Linked DNA regions of Homo sapiens: region 2 is linked to region 1. A link is an interaction called in ENCODE POLR2A ChIA-PET data of the cell type or tissue named here. Cell type or tissue: OCI-LY7. All regions are shown on one strand.

The links. Peaks named below come from ENCODE experiments on the same cell type or tissue, not always from the same donor. Only the 100,000 strongest peaks of a DNase experiment are listed, where the experiment ranks them.
Region 2: POLR2A ChIA-PET joins it to region 1 with 5 read pairs; 4 of 35 experiments call an interaction of 5 or more read pairs at or near these places.

What each region holds. Positions count from the first base shown.
Region 1 is chr20:43,720,507-43,723,006 of GRCh38, forward strand. No RefSeq gene overlaps it. Among named protein-coding and RNA genes, the nearest start is that of GTSF1L, 5.2 kb to the right of the region's middle. RefSeq lists a silencer at 1-109 and an enhancer at 1,829-1,898. In OCI-LY7, no CTCF peak of the experiment used is centred here; DNase peaks (open chromatin) are centred at 726, 1,525 and 2,155; H3K4me3 peaks cover 1,771 bases; H3K27ac peaks cover 2,500 bases.
Region 2 is chr20:43,431,992-43,434,491 of GRCh38, forward strand. No RefSeq gene overlaps it. Among named protein-coding and RNA genes, the nearest start is that of SRSF6, 25 kb to the right of the region's middle. In OCI-LY7, a CTCF peak has its summit at 756 (motif pointing left); no DNase peak of the experiment used is centred here.

The sequences.
Region 1 (2,500 bases):
GTTCCCCAGAGCTGAAGGCAGTGGGGAGAGATATGGCTCATGGCATCTGGCAGACTCTCCCAGGTCCTCCTGCAGTCCTGGGTAGAGCTCTTACTTTGGATCAGACAGACTTGGGTGTAAACCCAGCTTAGCTCTTGGGAGCTGTGTGTCTCTTCAATGCACTGAGCCTTGGCTCCTTGGCTGTAAAATAGGGAGAATCCTTCAACTTCAGACTTGTTGAAGGGATTGGGAAGAATATGGCACATACTTGGTGCTCAGATAACATGGGCTCTTAGTATGTTATTACTTAGTATGTTTTTACATGTTTCTCATTTCTTTGTTACACACAATATACCCTGCAAAGGAGAAATTAGTGCCCACGTTTCAGGTGAGTGCTGGGAGGGAAGATGGTAGACAGTGGTTGAGTCAGGACTTGAGCCCAATCCTGGACAGCAAGTCTGGCATTTTAGTATGCCCCATTCCATGCCATCCTCTGTGTCATACTGTTATGGGCTCTTTGGGTTGTCACTTTTCTGGCCAGAAACATCTGTGGCTGATGGCACCTTTACCCGAGTTCTTGTCCTGTGTCCAGGAGGTACGCAGACAGGTGGAAGGTGAACATGATTAAGAGAAACTTTATTGAGTGTTACAACAGTTCACAGGAGACCCTCAGTGAGTAACTTCTGTCTGTAGGCAGATGGTCTGCAGTGTTAACTCTCAGCGGAGAGGAGGCCCTGGAGGATGTTGCTCCTCTCTGCTACTGTTTGTCCCATTATCTCCAGTTACCAGCAGAGACAGTAGCTCCTCTCTGCAGCTGGTCATCCCTTTCTCTGTCCTCTCTCCTGCTCTGGCTGAGCCCGGGACTTTTATAGACCTCAGAGGGGGTGAAGTGCATGCTGATTGCTCTGTGGGTGGCCATGGGCAGCAGGGAGGGAGCACCACAAGTCCCCACTCCGGCCCTCAGGACTGGCAGCTGGCTCCCAGCCTTCAGGCCCTCCCTGGCCTGAAGGAGGGGCCTTACTGGGGACTCGCCCCCTTCTGCCCAGGAATCTGACTCCCGCTGCCATTCATGGCCCCTGGGGTGCAGCCCCAACCCTGCTCCCAGATTGGAGCAGGTGCCTGGAGAGGAGATAGTCCAGGCAGCGGGAGCAGACACCCCTGAGCCTGCAGGGATGGGGAGCATTCCCCGCCTGAGAATGCAGGCTGCAGAGATACCCAGGTCCTGCACTTGGGAGGGCCGCTGCAGCTGCACCCAGGGAGCTTCCGCCCCGCCAACTTGGAAGGGGTGGGGATCCTGCTTGTCCCCAGCTCCTGCCTAGTTTGTGGAGCAGGAGGCCCAGGTCTGCAGCCGCCAGTCGGGTGGCTGCAGCTGCACCCAGACAGGCAGATCTTGCCTGCTCCCAGCCCCGCTAAGAGCACGGGAAGGCTTGGATCCACAGCTGCAGTTTGGGCAGCTGCAGCCCTGTCCAGTAGGGCAGGGTTCCTGCCTGCTCTGTGGAGCTGGAGGCCTGGGTTGGCAGCTGAGATTTGGGCAGCTGCAGCGGCCCCTGGGGAGCACCAGATCCATGGAGTGTGCAGCTCCCGCTGCGCTTCCCTGCCACAGGTGCCTCCCTGCTGCAGCCCATGTGATGGCAGCAGCCAATGACAATACCTGTCAGCCAGGGTAGGAGTATGGTGCCATAGAAGAAAACCGTAAGCGTTAGATAGAGGTTCAGTTAAAATCTTTCCATCGGAGTGCAATATTCATACAGAAGAGTGCATGAATCCCACGTGGCTGTGGATATGTTTTCACAAAGTGAACAGACTCGCATAACCAGCACCCAGATCAAACAACAGAACAAGAGCAGCACTGGAAACCCCCTCTCCACCCACGAAGGGTAACCGCCATCCTAACATCAAACACCAGCTTTGCTTTGCCTTTTTATTTTCGTTAAATATTATGTCAACAGAATTTCACATTATGTGAGATTCATCCAAGTAGATCTGGGTAGTTATCATTTGTTCATTCTCATGACCATTTTGTTTTATTTTCTATTTTATTTTCTATATTTTATTTTATTTTATACATGGTCTTATTCTGTCATCTAGGCTGAAGTGTAGTGATATGATTTTCTCACTGCAGCCTTGAAATCCTGGGCTCAAGGGATCCTCCCACCTCAGGCGTCCCGAATAACTGAGACTGCAGGTGCACCACCACGCTCGGCTAATTTTTTTAAATGTTTTTATAGAGACATGGTCTCACTATGTTGCCCAGGCTGGTCTTGAACTCATGGGCTCAAGTGATCCTCCTGCCTCAGCCTCCCAAAGTGGGGCTGGGATGAATTAGAGGCATGAGCCACCACACCTGGCCAATTTAATTTTAATTGACAAATAATTGTATATGTTTATGGGGTATGATGTGATGTTTTGATATGTTTATACATACACAGTAGAATGATTAAACCAAGCTAATTCACATATCTATCACCTCACGTGCTTTTTTTGTGTGTTGAGACCATTTAAAGTCTACTCTTCTCAATTT
Region 2 (2,500 bases), 290 kb before region 1:
CCTATTTCTAACTCAAATTTAACATTTCCTTCAAATCTGAAAGGGGGCAACAAACCAATATCATTAACTTTGCCTCCAGTGGAAATCACTGATTTTCATATCATATTACAGTTGTTGATATCTCAAAATATCATTTATGGTCATCAATATTTCAAAATATCAGTAGTTAACTGACTCACCACAAGATCTTGTCATTTAGTGCATTAATAAAGAAACACTATGGTAGCCAGGTAGCTCCCAGAAAATAAAGCCCTGCTATGTAGCATTTGCCAATTCCCATGGTGTAAATACTCCTACAATTGCCCATTTCAAGGATGGCTATGTTTAACAACTGGTTTGCAAATTTCCTGAAAATTTAGCAATCAATGTTTGGAAGCACAGACAAGACAGCTTCAGCACACCATGGGCACTAGAGTGAATTTTTCTGGATCTGCCAGAATTCCCTGCAAGTCCTGCAGCCTTCAATGTAATGACATTGGTAATAATGGTAATAGATTTTAAATATTGATTAAATCCTTCTTCTGTTCAAAGCATAATAATAAGCACTTAACATGACCTATCTCATTTAAACTACCAATAATCCAATAAGGCAGGTATTATTGGAGTGGTTTAAAATGGGGGAAAGAGGAAAGGAAAAGTTGTGGTTTTGCCCCCTGGCGATGTCTGGCAATGTCTGGAGACATTCTTGATTGTCCTAACTGGGTTTGCTACTGGCATCTAGTGGGTAGATGCTGCCAAACATCCTTCAATGTACAGGACACACACACTACCTGAGAAAGAATTATCCAGCCCAAAATGTCAGTAGAACTGGGGTTGAGAAATTCTTTATTACTGTTATTCCCTTTTTAAAAATTGGAAAATTGCCACCCATTGAGATTAAGTTGTCCAAGTTCACACAGTTTTCATAGAGTCAGTTATGAGTGAAGACTAGTTCTTACTCCCTGACTCTCCCTTACCAGATGTAGGAAGAGTTGCTTATTACAAAGGAAGCAGGCTGGGCACAGTGGTTCACGCCTGTAATCCCAGCACTCTGGGAAGCTGAGGCGGGCAGATCACTTAGGTCAGGAGTTCAAGACCAGCCTGGCCAACGTGGCAAAACTTCATCTCCACTAAAAATACAAAAATTAGCCAAATATGGTGGCATGAGCCTGTAATCCCAGCTACTTGGGAGGCTGAGGCAGGAGAATCACTTGAACCTGAAAGGCAGAGGTTGCAGTGAGCCAAGATCATGCCATTGCACTCCAGCCTGGGCAACAGAGCGAGACTCTGTCTCAAAAAAAAAAAAAAGAAGAAGAAGAAGAAAGAAAGACAGGAAGGAGGGAAGGAAGGAAGGAAGGAGGGAAGGAAGGAAGGAAGGAGAAAAGAGAGAAAAACAAAAAGAAAGAAAGAAAAAAGAAAGGAAGGAAGGAAAGAAAGAAAGAGAGAAAGAAAAAAGGAAAGGAAAAAAGGAGGGGAAGGGAATAAGGAGGAAGGAAGGAACGAACGAAGGAAGGAAGGATAGAGAGAGAAGAAGGAAAAAGAAAGAAAGAAGGAAGGAAGGGAGGAAAGAAAGGAGGGGAAGGGAAGAAGGAAGGAAGGAGAAAGAAAAAGAAAGAAAGAGCGAGAAAGAAAGAAGGGAGGGAGGAAGGAAGGAAGGAAGGTAGGTGCCTGCTGGGCTGGCCATGGCAATGTGAGTCCAGGATTGGTCTCAAGGAGGCTCAGGCATCACATGTTGAAAGATCCAACCCCAGCTGCTTCTAAAGAGTGAGAAGGGGATGACAGTGACACTCTGTCTCTAAATAAATAAATAAATAAATAAGTGAGGGGATTTGGCCCCAGAAATTATTCTCAAAGTGAGTCAATCTGATGGCCCATTGGGCTGTCTGCAAAATTCATTTAGGACAATAAAATGAAAAGGAACATGGAGATCACTCATTGCATAAATACTTATTAAGAACATACTCTGTGCCTGCACTCTTCTAGGTGGTGGTGGAGTAGTGAACAGAAGCAAAATAGCTCTTGCCCTCATGGAGTGTACAAGCTGGTGGGGGAGTAGAAAAGCAAATGAAGAAGTGGGTTAGAAAAAGTACAGTTGTGATAGATGCTGTGAAGGAAGGAAGTGCGTGAAGTGCTATAGTAAATAATCTCCGTAGGGTCCTCTTTAGAGAGGATAGTCAGGAAGACTTCCCTGAAGAAGGGATATGTGAGCTAAGATCTGAAGGATGCAAAGCCAGCCATGGGAAGAGAAGAGAACAGGCATCGACACAGTGGGACCAGCAGGGCAGGTGATGAGGCTCTGAGCAGAATAAGTTTGCTGTTTTCTAGTCACCAAAAGGAGGTTATTGTGGCCTGGTTCACTGGCTCATGCGTGTAATCTCAGCACTCTGGGAGCCCAGTGTGGGAGGATTGCTTGAGGCCAGGGGTTTGAGACCAGCCTGGGCAACAGAGTGAGACCTCCCACCTCTACAAAAAAGGTAAAAATTAGCCGTGCATGGTGGTATGTGCCTGTAGTCCCAGCTAC